Regions from separate parts of the Homo sapiens genome. Here region 2 is linked to region 1. A link is a loop called in an ENCODE intact Hi-C map of the cell type or tissue named here. Cell type or tissue: CD14-positive monocyte. All regions are shown on one strand. Links, peaks and the distances in the headings refer to the core of each region. The heading gives the core; the rest is flanking DNA. Region 1 overlaps EHMT1 (euchromatic histone lysine methyltransferase 1). Region 2 holds the start of DPH7 (diphthamide biosynthesis 7).

Evidence for each region. A loop is a pair of places that touch in the nucleus more often than their neighbours do. Peaks named below come from ENCODE experiments on the same cell type or tissue, not always from the same donor. Only the 100,000 strongest peaks of a DNase experiment are listed, where the experiment ranks them.
Region 2: it touches region 1 in a loop (2.2-fold over the local background); 2 of 110 quality-filtered maps call a loop at or near these places.

Annotation. Positions count from the first base shown.
Region 1 is chr9:137,690,237-137,700,101 of GRCh38, forward strand. All of the region lies in intron 1 of EHMT1 (euchromatic histone lysine methyltransferase 1), which reads left to right. Among named protein-coding and RNA genes, the nearest start is that of EHMT1, 76 kb to the left of the region's middle. RefSeq lists enhancers at 1-171, 5,297-5,981. In CD14-positive monocyte, for the core only: CTCF peaks have their summits at 5,178 (motif pointing left) and 5,377; a DNase peak (open chromatin) is centred at 5,145; H3K27ac peaks cover 1,501 bases.
Region 2 is chr9:137,576,660-137,580,659 of GRCh38, forward strand. It overlaps DPH7 (diphthamide biosynthesis 7), which reads right to left and starts at 2,266. Exons shown (of 9, transcript NM_138778.5): 1 at 1,966-2,266; 2 at 811-944. The coding sequence starts at 2,118. RefSeq lists a silencer at 1,952-2,361 and enhancers at 2,546-3,517, 2,612-2,671. In CD14-positive monocyte, for the core only: CTCF peaks have their summits at 2,373 (motif pointing left) and 2,575; a DNase peak (open chromatin) is centred at 2,312; H3K4me3 peaks cover 1,980 bases; H3K27ac peaks cover 1,759 bases.

The DNA.
Region 1 (9,865 bases), core at 3,283-7,282:
AGGAATGCAGGGTGACTTACTCTTGTGTATTTGCTTTTCTATTTCACAGTATTTCATAGAGCTCTTCCCATGTCAGTACATAGAGATCAACTTTATGAGCTGTTGCATAATAATCAGACAGCAGGAGGCTGAGCTTAGCGGCTCATGCTGTCATCCCAGCGCTTTGAGAGGCCGAAGTGGGAAGATTGCTTGAGCCCAGGAGTTCAAGACTGCAGTGAGCTGTGATTGCCTCACTGCACTCCCGCCTGGGTGGCAGTGAGACCCTGTCTCAAAAAAAAAAAAAAAAAAAAATTACAGACTAGATGTCGAAGAATATATCTTGTTTCTTGTTTATTTTATTTTATTTTTTTTGAGACAGAGTCTTGCTGTGTCGCCCAGGCTGGAGTGCAGTGGCGCGATCTCGGCTCACTGCAACCTCTGCCTCCCGGGTTCAAGTGATTCTCCTGCCTTAGCCTCCCAAGTAGCTGGGATTACAGGCGTGTGCCACCACACCCAGCCCTCTCCTTTAAACATTCCCGTGTTGGTGGTCATTGTGATCATCACTTGTGTATGTTGCTGTTACAAATTGCACTGCTGCTTTAAACAGCATCATATATTCTTCCACATGTACATGTCCAAGAGTGTTTCTAGATAAGCACCATGAAGTTAAGGTGCTGGGTCATACAGAGAGGACTCATTTAAACATGTTTTAAAATTATGACAACATATACATAACATAAAATTCACCATCTTAACCATTTTTAAGTATAAAGCTCAGTATTGTTAAGTATATTCACATTGTGCTGCTGTTACCACCATCCAGCTCCAGAACTTTTTCATCATTTCAAGCTGAAACTCTGTCTCCATTAAATGCCAAGTCTCCATTCCTCCCTCCCCTCAGCTCTTGGCACCCACCTTTCTATTTCCTGTCTCTAAGACTTGGACTATCTAGGGACCTTACACAAGTGGACCATACAGTATTTATCTTTTGTGCTTGGCTCATTTCTCATAGCATAATGTCCTTAAGGTTCATCTGTGTTATAGGATGTGTCTGAATTTCCTTCCTTTTTAAGGCTGAATAGTATATATGTAATTATATATATATATATAAAATATATTTTTTTTTCTTAAAATTTTTTTTTTGTAGAGACAGAGTTTCTCTGTGTTGCCTAGTCTGGTCTCGAATTCCTGAGCTCAAGTGATCTGCCCGCCTCAGCCTCCCAAAGTGCTGAGATTACAGGCTTGAGCCACCGCGCCCAGCCGTAATGTTCTGTTGTATGAATGGACTACATTTTGTTTGTCCATTAGTGGATGTCCGTTGATGGACACTTGGGTTGCTTCCACCCCTTGGCTATTGCAAGCAATGCTGTTGTGAACATGGTGTGTAAATATCTCTTTGAGACCCTGCTTTCAATTGCTAGGTCATATGGTAATTCTATTTTTGATGTGTTGAGGAACCGCCATACTGTTTCCCATAGCAACCGCACCATTTTGCATTCTCACTAGCAGCACGCAAGGGTTCCAGCTTCTCCACGTCCTTGCCAGCACTTGTAAGGGTCCATCTCTTTGATGACAGTCTCTCCTGGGTGTGAAGTGGCCTCTTGTGCTTGGTACACTTGCCTGGCTCTTGGCTCCCGCCCACATGCGAAGCGCCCTGTCTCCCCTGGGCAGGGACTGGGCCCTGTGTTTCCTGGCCCTGGTTCTCTCATTTCCTTCCTCTTTTAATAGAGGACCTTTTGAGAGTGTTCTCTTTCCCTGAAATATAAATGAAGTGCAGTTTACTAAAAATTCACAGGATATTCCTGATTGTATTGAAGTGCAAAACAGGCAGAACTAATGAGAAGGGTGATGTGTGTAAGAATTTGGAAATGGTATAGGATGAGAATCATACACAACACCAGCCAGTATCAGGCAAGGTTCCAGAACACCACTGGGGAAGGGGCTCCTTCAGCGCTGATGAAGAACGTTTACGTGCACCTGTGGATCTTTCACATGGCATGTCGTCACTAGATGGTGTTTTTCTTTTTTTTCTTTTCTTTCTTTCTTTCTTTCTTTTTTTTTTTTTTTGAGACAGAGCCTCACTCTGTTGTCCAGGCTGGAGTGCAGTGGTGTGATCTTAGCTCACTGCAACCTCCGCCTCCTGGGTTCAAGCAATTCTCCTGCCTCAGCCTCCCAAGTAGCTGGGATTGCAGGCGTGCACCACCGCGCCGGGCTAGTGTTTGTATTTTTAGTGGAAACGGGGTTTCGCTGTGTTGGCCAGGCCCGATCTCGAACTCCTGACCTCAGGTGATCCACCCACCTCAGCCTCCCAAAGTGCTGGTATTACAGACGTGAGCCACCGAGCCCGGCCTCAGATGGTGTTTTTCCATCAACTTTTTCTTTTTACTTAGAAAGGAGTTTTTAAAACCATAAAAAGTGAGAAAACTCTCTTTTAGACGTTGATATCTTCCATGTGTGGGAGGAGCTAGATGATCTGCGCGCTGGTCAGAAGCACGTTGCATGGTGTGTGTGTGTCGGACGGCAGTGAACAATGCTCAGGCGCCTGCTCCAGCCCTGGTGAAGCCATCATGCTCCAGTGCGCAGTGTCTGTTGCTGCTGGGTGTGGGAGCACCAAGGAAGAGACCTGGGCAGGAGCTGACTTCAGAGCCGGCTGAGGAGGGGTGAACACGTGCGGGCAGTGGTAGGGTGTCTTTTGGAAAAAAGGGACAATCAGAAGCCTGAGAGTCCGGGGTGGATGTGGCCACAAGGGTTGTCCTTGGAATCGGCTGGACGGCACCTCTGCCTGCCTCACCTGGGGGCTTTGGACCCTTTGGCGAATGGGCACAGCAGAGGTTTTCAGCATGGCAATAATAAGACTTTTTAGAAAGGAAAAGTGTAGTGGGTGGATGGAAAGAGCAGGTTAATTGTTAAACTCGTAGGGGAGATGGGCTGAGGGCCGGAGCCACAGCGTGGAGTTGGAGACGCACAGTGAGGCCGGGCTAAGGGGACTGGACTTGTTTTTGAACAGTTCAAGTTAGCGGGTATCTAACAAGCAGTGACTGATGTCTTCCATGTGGCAGATACTAAACACTTTAATTTTATATTTATTAAATATATTGAATAATATTAGAGCTGATAATCAATTCAGAACTTAGGCATCACCCACAGTCCTGAGTCCTGCAGCCCCCGCATAGCCTGCTGAACTGGTTTTGTAGTTAGTTGTTCCCATTTTACTGCAGAGGAAACGGGCACAGAGAGGTTAAGAAACCAAGGTTACGCATCTCATTAATGACAGAGCTGGGATTCGAATCTAGCCAGTCTATCAAGCTTTGCCTGTCACTTACCCACCACGCAGTGGTGCAGGACGCTGGCCGATACCCCCCACACAGTGGCACAGGACGCTGGCCGATACCCCCCACACAGTGGCTCAGGACGCTGGCCGATACCCCCCACACAGTGGCGCAGGACGCTGGCCGATACCCCCCACACAGTGGCTCAGGACGCTGGCCGATACCCCCCACACAGTGGCTCAGGACGCTGGCCGATACCCCCCACACAGTGGCGCAGGACGCTGGCCGATACCCCCCACACAGTGGCGCAGGACGCTGGCCGATACCCCCCACACAGTGGCTCAGGACGCTGGCCGATACCCCCCACACAGTGGCTCAGGACGCTGGCCGATACCCCCCACACAGTGGCTCAGGACGCTGGCCGATACCCCCCACACAGTGGCTCAGGACGCTGGCCGATACCCCCCACACAGTGGCGCAGGACGCTGGCCGATACCCCCCACACAGTGGCGCAGGACGCTGGCCAATACCCACCAGGCGATGGTGCTGGACGCTGGCCGATACCCCCCACACAGTGGCTCAGGACGCTGGCCGATACCCCCCACACAGTGGCTCAGGACGCTGGCCGATACCCCCACACAGTGGCGCAGGACGCTGGCCGATACCCCCACACAGGGGCGCAGGACGCTGGCCGATACCCACCAGGCAATGGTGCTGGACGCTGGCCGATACCCCCCACACAGTGGCACAGGACGCTGGCCGATACCCCCACACAGTGGCGCAGGACGCTGGCCGATACCCCCACACAGTGGCGCAGGACGCTAACCGATACCCCCCACACAGTGGCGCAGGACGCTGGCCGATACCCACCAGGCGATGGTGCTGGACTCTGGCCGATACCCCCCACACAGTGGCACAGGACACTGGCCGATACCCACCATGCGGTGGCGCAGGACGCTGGGACTGGAGGAGGCGCACAGCTGAGGCCGGCTCCGTGCCCTTCTTCCTGCCTGTGAGGCAGTCTCGTTGGTCGGCAGTCTTGTTGGTCAGCAACCTTGTGGTTTCTGATAGGTTCCATGAATTTTCATCTTAATTTGCTCCATATTAAACTCAGGGAAGGAGTAGATGTTTTCCAGTTTCACTTGGGCGGGTAGAGGCTGTAAGTCTCCACAGGGCTGTGCTCTGAGCCATGTGCCAGTCAGCAGCCCAACCATGGTGGAGACGCGCCTAGCACACAGGCAGGAGCTGTTAGCAGGAGGCTGGCGAGCAGGTGATCAGGCGCGAGGCCTCGGGGTGCCCTTGACCCGGCGAATCTCCTGGAAGGCAGGCCATCAGCTCGGCAGGCCCAGGAATTTGATGTTGCAGGTAAACCAGATTGTCAGAATTGTACTCTCGGTCTTGAAGGAGATGGTAGATAAACTAGAGCATCAGCATATTAGTGGCGGTAAGAACGGCAAGTAGCCGTTTCCAGCTTGACTGCCCTTAGAGCACATACCCTCTGACCTCACACTCACCAGTTATGTCAAGGCACCCGTTCTGGTCATGGCTACTTTTTGGTTTTGGACCTGAAAGACTCTAAACAGACAGGTTTTGGCTGATGGGAATTTGGAGTTTTTGGGGTTTTTGCAGGCAGGTGCTCACACCCTGGGCACCTGGATTACCGGCCGCCCGGCCCTGTGTGCCTCCCCTCGGCACGTGTTTCTTCTGTAAGGAGCACTTAGACTGCTCACGTTCCTGGTTTGCTGATCTTCTCTGTTGGTCCAGTTCCCTGAGGGTACAGACTACAGCCGTTGAGCCTAGGCCTTGGTGGCAGGTGAGCCCCAGAGCTTGGATTGCTGTGAGATCTGTGTGTCGGGCCTGTGCTGGGAGCATGGACGGAGCCCTGGAGCTGGGGTTTGCTCTGACCCCTGCTGGCGAGGGGAAGAAGGTCAGGACAAAGAGCATTGCTTTCCTTGTCTCCCGCCAGGGACTGCACTGCCCTGAAACTCGGTGGCTGAAACAACAATCATCATTTGTTATCCCTTTGAGGGGACAGGAATTCAGACGGCACAGAGGAGATGACTTTATTTTGGTCAATGAGTCTCAGCTGGAAGACTCGAACATGGGGGTGGTGTTAGTGTGGGCTGCGTCCTTCCACATCTGGTGGCCAGTGCTAGTTAGTGGGTTCTTGGCTAGGGCACCCATGTGTGGCCTCCCGGGTGGCGTGGGCCCCTCACACACAGTGGCTAGGCAGCACAGAGCAAGCTAGCAAGGCAGAGCTGGGTTGAGGCCGCCGTCTGTGTCATGGGCTGCCACTTCAGCCACATACTTCAGGTCCACCCAGGCAAAGGAGGGGGATACCGACCCACCTCTCGATGGTGGAGTCTCAGAGTACTGCTGGAGGCACATGAGGGACTGGCAGATATTTGCACTGGTTTTGCCATCTTTGGACAAATGCCATAGCCGAAAGAACTGGACAAAGGCAGTAGTAGGGACGGGGCCACCTTTGATTGTCTTTCTTTGCAGAGAGGCTCAATCAAGGGTTAAGCAGCAGATGGAAAGGGAATCTGTCCTGATATTTTAAAATCCCTTAAATGTAATTTCTGGGGCTACTTTGGATATTAATTGTTTTTTTCCAAATTTAGGAACCAACTCTCCTTTTTCTGCCAAGGGAAAAAACAAAAAGACAAAAGAGGGAAAAGAAAATCTCTCAGATATTGAAAGGATTCATTCTTTTTCTCTCCACCCCTTTCGATAATTAGCTGGTGAAATTGGTATGTGGAAAATGGTTTAAAATTAGGGGGCGGGTAGAGAGTGCTCTTCATCTCACGAGTTTCCTGGACCGAAGTTGCTTCCCATCTTGGAGAAGCCGTTTGGCATTTAAAGTTCCTTCTTGCTGCTGTTACAGTTCCCAAGGAGAAGACAAGTCTCTCTTCCAGATCCTGGGCTTTCCTAAAGCAGAAGGGAGCAAATGGCAGATTGGAATGTGACATTTTTCTTATTTTGACTAGAATAAAGAAAAATCTCCACTGTTAGGTAGAGAAGGCAGTCTTTTGTGTTGGTTGTTGTGAAATGACGTTTTTAAATGTTGATAGCGTGTAGGATAGTCCAGTGGACCAATGTATTTTCTTGAGGGGGAGAAGGACCTTCCTTCTAATAGTCTCCCCCAGGTTGTGAAAGGCAAACATCAAGTTCAACTGTAGAATCACGAAGATAAGTTTAAAGAGACCGCACAAGGGTTTTTCCTTCCATTTTCTTCATGTCTTGCCGTCATGGGGGTATCTTCAAAGCTCGGGTAGGTAATATGTGAAAGTTGACACACCCCTCCCAAAACACAAATGGCAAGGTGGAAGTGTGTAGAGGCCATGCTGGGAAGAATACCAGATCAGTTCCAGGGGAGCATGCCTGCGTCTTCCTTCCTTTCCTCCTGAGCTTGTGTGCTTCTCACTTGTAGTTGTGCCTTCTGGTACTTCTGACCCAGAGGCACAGGACCCCAGAGCAGACCACAGAGCTGGCCCTGTGAAAACAGTGCAGAGACTGGGTGTGGGGACTCACACCTGTGATCCCAGCACTCTGGGAGGCTGAGGCGGGCGGATCGCTTGAGGTCAGGAGTTAGAGACCAGCCCGGCCAATGTGGTAAAACCCTGTCTCTACTAAAAGTGCAAAAATTAGCTGGGCATGTTGGCATGCACTTGTAATCCCAGCTACTTGGGAGGCTGAGGCAGGAGAATCATGTGAACCTGGGAGGCAGAGGTTGTAGTGAGCCGAGATGGTGCCACTGCACGCCAGCCTGGATGACAGAGTTTGTCTGTTTCAAAACAAACAAACAACCAGTGCAGAGTTTGAGATCCATGTGCCTGATTGTTTTAGCACTTGACCTCCATGTTTCTGTGGGGGTCTCTGGTTCCAGGGCAGGCACTCCTGGAGCTCATTTGCCCTGAGGGAGATCCTGCTCTGCCCACTGGGATCGGCCGGCCTGGCCTTGTGCTCACTGCACACAGGGTCATACAGTTTACCTAGCATACTGTTTGAAGATTTTTTTGAAGCGGTTTTAAATTTCTGGTAACTTTAAAGATTTTTCTTTTAGCCTCATGTAGAAGGACACTTTTTGTGGTTAAAATCTTACTGTTGAGATTAGAAATTTTTCCTTTGGATCATTTACATTATATTTGGTAAGTTAGAGTGAATATGTTGATAGAATATTCATTTCCAAAGTAGTTTTTATTCTTGCATCCTTGTAAAATAAAGCCAAATTACAAGAAGTCTTCAGTAATTTGTTTAGTCTAAGAAAAGAACAAAGCTTTCTGGAAAAATGAGCAAAAGAACCCTGAGATAAGATGATTATATTTTCTCCCCGTTAAGTTTTCCGTTCAGATGATTCTATCCATACAGCTCCTTTTTTGTAGTTTGACTTTTTGAGTAAAATGTGATTGCATATTCTGGTCCAAAGGGAGGATGGCACTGTTGTGAGGGCAGCGTGTGAGGGCGGCGTGGCTCGCGGAGGCCTCACTCCCCACTGTTGTGAGGGCAGCGTGTGAGGGCGGTGTGGCTCGCGGAGGCCTCAATCCCCACTGTCGTGAGGGCAGCGTGTGAGGGCGGCGTGGCTCGCGGAGGCCTCACTCCCTGGCTTTCACTCCAGCCTCCTGGTAGCATGCAGAGACACAGTGTGGAAACGGAGGCCACTGTCACAAGCGCTGAGGAGGATCATTATTACTGGTTTGTTGACAAAACGTGGACGCATTTTGTCTTATCCAGCATGTTGTAGAAAAGCAGGGATTGCCGTGGAAACTCCACACTTTGACTAGGAAAAGAAATGATCACTTCTGAGGTAACTGTGATGTAGATGTATTATTGTAGACATGGTAAACTACCTTATTAATCTTCACCTCATGGTGGTATTGACTGGGCGGATTGTAAAATGCCATTGTTTGCTCTGTCTTTGATAAACATGAAGGATCAGGTGTCATCTCTTTAGTGGGTGAGAAAGTCTCTGGAAGACCATTGAAGCTGCCTAACACCAGGTATCGCTGAAAGGATTTTTAAAGCTAGTGAGCAGGTTGCCAGGTTGTTCAAAGGTAGAGTGGGCAGGGAGGTGGCTGGCTATCCCCAGGGCCCAGATGCAGATGGGCAGGGGTCCTTCCTGCCAGCCTGGAACCTTAGGTGCACCCTCAGTCTGTTTCAGGGTCAGGCAGGGCCTAGGTTTACCAGCAGCCATGAAACCATTGAGTCTTTTCTTCATGACATACCAGTGGCCAGTGTCGCAGTCAACACAGTTCCATTGGTTCTTTTTCCTATCTCTTTAAAATTTAAATTTATAAAATTATTTAAATATTTTTATGGGCTTGTCTTTGAATAATTTTAACAGAGATTATCCAAAATATGTCTAGTCCTTATTTGTCTTTGAATTTTAGGAATCTTATAAAGGGCAGTGTCTCAGTTTCTATGATCTTTCCCCCACTATACATTGTTTATTTAAAAAAAAAAAAGTCAGTAGTTTGGTAGAAATTGATGGGGCAGGAGGCCACGCACTGGGAACCTCACCTGCAGGGTGCAGGGTGTGCCCTATTCTTCGCCTGTGGGGGATGGTGCCTCATCTCTTAGGTGGGCTGCTGGTGCAGGTGCGGCTGAGGAGGCTCCACAGGAGCAGGCATTTGAACCCTGAAGGCGCGCTGCCGTCTTCTCTGGAAAGGTGATGCTGAGCTCTTCACAAAAGTTTAATAATTTATACTGTAGGTATAATAGAAATTGTCTTTTAAAAAAGCATCTAACATCTAATGTAGTAAAGTTAAGGTTAACTGTTATGACACATTATATTGGATGCATGGTCATTTCGTATTAAATGACAATGGAGAGGTGTCTATTTGTAGATGAAAAATAATGTTGTCCTGTCAGCCACAAGAAGGAAATTAATTCAGTTAAAAATGTTGGGCCAGGCATGGTGGCTCACACCTGTAATCCCAGCACTTTGGGAGGCCGAAGTGGGCAGATCACTCGAGGTCAGGAGTTTGAGACCAGTCTGGCTAATGTGATGAAACCCCGTCTCTACTAAAAATACAAAAATTAGCCAGGCTCTAATTGCCATGCGCCTATAATCCCAGCTACTTGGGAGGCTGAGGCAAGAGAATCGCTTGAGCCCAGGAGGCGGAGGTTATAGTGAGTCGAGATTGCGCCACTGCATTCCAGCCTGGGTGACAGAGCAAGACTCTGTCTCAAAAAAAAAAAAAAAGAGAAAAAGATGTTGGCCTGGCACAGTGGTACATGCCTGTAGTCCCACCTATGGAAGGCCTAAGTGGGAGGATCTCTTGAGCCCAGGAGTTGGAGGTTGCAGTGAGCTGTGGTTGCACCACTGCACTCCAGCCTGGGTGACAGAACAAGACCCTGTTTCTAAAAATGAATGAACAAGCAAATATGTATATGCTGCCTTTGTTTTTCCTACAGATTATGTTAAGTTGTGATTATTGCATGCTTATTTTATGATTACATTTAGAGGAAGAGACATACAAATAAAGTGGTAGTGTTGTAAAAACTTGAAGCTTTTTATTTTAATCATGAAGAACATTTCAGTTACGTAAATGTATATCATCATGTGGAATAAAGAGGTTACTGTCTTCTGTCCTGTGTTGCTAAAGAGAATTTGT
Region 2 (4,000 bases), core at 1-4,000, 120 kb before region 1:
GCGGGTGGATCACGAGGTCAGGAGATCAAGACCATCCTAATAACATGGTGAAACCACGTCTCTACTAAAAATACAAAAAAATAAGCCGGGTGTGGTGGCGGGCGCCTGTAGACCGAGCTCTTAGGGAGGCTGACGCAGGAGAATGGCGTGAACTCAGGAGGCGGAGCTTGCAGTGAGCCGAGACCGCGCCACTGCACTCTAGCCCGGGCGACAGAGCGAGACTCCGTCTCAAAAAAAAAAAAAAGAGGCATGGTGGCATCTACCTGAAGTCTGAAGTCTCAGCTACTCGAGAGGCTGAGACAGAGAATTGCTTGAGCCCAGGAGTTCAAGGCTGCAGTGAGCTATGATCACGTGACTGCATTCCAGCCTGGGCAACGGAACAAAACCCTGCCTCAAAAAAAAAAAAATTAAAAAGGATAAAAACTGGTACACCTGTATAGGGCATCTCCATTACGTTAAGGCACCACCATGGTATACGTGCTCCATTGTTGACCAAAACATAATTATGCCACACACCACTGCATTTAAATCTCAGCTCCAAAAGTGGGCTAGAGCCTACAACTGTGTTCTCAAACAAAAGACGCCCCAGGTTATGAAGTCAGAAAACTCCCATCACTTCCCCGGCTGGAACATGACAAAGGAAATAAGCCCCAGGTAAAGCACTCCCCAGGTGGAAGATAGGCGGGACAGCAAAGAAACAAATCCAAAGTTGAGATGCAATGCCTGTCTTGTTGAAGGCATCAGGCATCAGGCTTCCCTGATTGCTACTCATGACAAATTCTACACCCAGTGGGATTATCACAGTTATACCATTTCATGTCCAGGATTGCAGAAGTATCTTTTCTTTGGACCTCGACCAGAGGGTGAATAGAGTTGTTGTCATTGAAACTGTACAGGAAGAGACGGCCTAAACGGACCTGAGGCTCCTTAACTTCCATTCCACCCTACAAAAAATGCAGAGGTAGTCTCTGATTATCCCAAGACACGAAGGAACCCAAAGGATGGGAAAAGGGATCCAAGGAACTCAAAGGTTTGCCATGACTAAAGGAGTGGAATTCTGCCTGGAAGGAGAACCTCTGGTTTTCTGAGCTGGAGAAACGTCTATTAATGAGTAGGTGAACACTCCTGGACCCAGTAGAGAAGGCTCCTTCTAAACCGGCCAACAGGGACCAGCTATGGCTAGGGTAACCACAGAACCCAGTTTGCCTGGGACAGTCCTGACTTACGCCTGTTGTTCCAGTGCCCAATTTGGATCCTAATATGTACCCACCAGAAGTTAAGATATAATTCCCACTTTCTCTTTACTGTACATTCCACCCATTCCCTTGGGCCACACCTGTATATAGAAGACGTTCTGCTCTCAAGATTTTAAAGTTGGCCGGGGGCGGTGGCTCGTGCCTGTGGTGCCAGCTACTCAGGGGGTTGAGGCGGGAGGATGCCCTGAGCCCTGGAGTCCGAGGCTGCACTCCAGCCTGGGTGACAGTGCAAGACCTTGTCTCAGAAAAAAGTAATTTCTTTTTTTTGAGATGTAGTCTTGCTGTATCGCCCAGGCTGGAATGCAGTGGTGCGATCTCGGCTCACTGCAAGCTCTGCCTCCCGGGTTCACGCCATTCTCCTGCCTCAGCCTCCCGAGTGGCTGGGACTACAGGCGCCGCCACCACGCCCGGCTAATTGTTTTGTATTTTTTTAGTAGAGACGGGGTTTCACCATGTTAGCCAGGATGGTCTCGATCTCCTGACCTCGTGATCCGTCCGCCTCGGCCTCCCAAAGTGCTGGGATTACAGGCGTGAGCCACTGCGCCCGGCCGAGAACAATTTTTTTAAAAAGATTCTAAACTGTTTCCAGCCTACCTCCTGGCCAAAGGGCCAATATCCCCTCTTCATCTCCTGGGCGATTCGGTGCGCCTTTCGGCCTCAACCTCGTGGCCGGCCCCGCCCTCCCCTCCCGAAGCCGCGGCGCGCGCACCTTGTTCTGGGGGCCGGCAGGCCGGTCCTCCGGCCGCCGCAGCTGGTAGGTCCCGCACGCCAGCAGGTGCCTGCAGCCTTGCAGCGGGCACCACTCCACCGAGTCCGCGGTCAGCTCGGTGTCCACCGTTTGCAGGGCGAAACAGCCCATCATCCAGCCCTCGGGGAAGGGCGCGGAGCCGGCAGTAGAGGCGGGTCGGCGGGGCCGGGCTGGGTACTGCGCGGGGCGGCGAGGCCGGGGCCGGCCGGACGAGCGCAGAGCCCCAGGGACACCGTCAGCGCGGGCCGCCTCTCTCGCGACTCCTTCCGGGGTGCCGGGGCGGGACATCCGGCAGGGCCTTGGCCTCCGTGGACGCCCCTGGGAAGCCAGGCTCCCACGCCCCCTGTCGGCCGGCTGACCGCGGCGGGCTTCAGGCGTCAGACGCGCTGCTCCCTGCGGGGCCGTAGAGACCGAAGGCTTCGGGAAATCCGCTCCTCCACAAAGCAGGTTTGGAGACGGCAAGTTAGTGACAGAGCCGTAGGTTTGAAGCCGCCTCTGCAAAATTTCTATCACTGAGAAAAACCCCAACAGCGAGCTGCGGTAGCGCACCCCGTGGCGCCCTCCCGGTTACTCCTGGCCATCGGGCCGCGCTGACTTAACATTTAGGCTGCAGTTTCCATGACAGGCCTTGCCCCGGAATCAACGCCTTCGTAAAGCTGATGAGGAGCCCGCGCCCCACTAAGCCCAGCACCCCGAGGCCGCAGGCGCGCTCTGCCTGCCTCCTGTGAACCCGCCATGGCGGAGCTGCCCCTCAGAGACCGCCTTCCAGGGTCTTTGCTTGTCTGACACCCGTGGCTGCATCAGGACCCCCCAGAAGCGGCTCAGCAGGTGGACGGCTCCGACCCCTATGATTATCAGCACCAGTCGCCTGGCCGCCGCCCCCCTCCCCCAAAACTGCCTTTGAAAAAACCCCTAACCTAGGAGCTTTGGACAAGATGATCTGAGGACGAACTCCATCTCACATGTGGCCTGGCCGGCCCGTGTCTATTAATTTTTTTGTTTTTTTTTTTTGAGACGGAGTCTTGCTCTGTCACCCAGGCTGGAGTGCAGTGGCGCGATCTCAGTTCACTGCAAGCTCCGCCTCCCGGGTTTAAGCCATTCTCCTGCCTCAGCCTCCCCAGTAGCTGGGACTACAGGCGCGCATCACCACGCCCAGCTAATTTTTTGTATTTTTAGTAGAGACGGGGTTTCACCGTGTTAGCCAGGATGGTCTCGATCTTCTGACCTCGTGATCCACCCGCCTCGGCCTCCCAAAGTGCTGGGGTTACAGGTGTGAGCCACTGCGCCCGGCCCTAAACTTTTTTTCTTTATTGCAATCCACGGTCTGAATGTGTGCAGCGGGCAGGAAGAACCCCTTGGGCCGTTACAGGTTGAACTGTGCCCCCCAAAAAACAATGGACTGAAGACCCCAGCACCTCAGAGAGCATCCTTAACAAACAGGGGCTCTCAGAAGCAGCAGGCGTGGGCCCTGACCCAGAGGAGCAGGAGTCCGCAGAAGAGAAAGCTGATGCAGAAGACTTGCAGGGCCATTGCTGTGCAGAGCACAGGGAGGCAGGCAAGGCACCTGGCAGGGAGGAGGCGTCCGCACCTGAGGGCCCTTGCCTGCGCCTTCATCTGAGACTCCGGCCTCCAGAGCCTAGACTGTGAATTCCCGCTGCTTCAGGCTGCACAGCTCGCGCTGCTTTGTTGCGGCAGCTCCAGGAAGCTAAGGCGGACTTGACTGAAATATACGGGTGCCTGGGTATTCAGCCTCAGGGCTTCAAGCAGGGCTGTGGCTAAAGACATGGCAGAGAGCCAACAGCTCAGACCACCACAGAGACAGAGGCGCAGAAAAGGCTGGCCAGGAAGGCAGCAGGGCATTCCAAAAGGGCCTCAACCACACACCTCTGCGGGGGAGGGAGAGTGACCAGGTGCGCATCCCAACACACCACACTCCAAACAAGCTTTAGAAGCAGCCCCACATTGCAGCCATCTGGATGTCCTCACAGGACGTCTT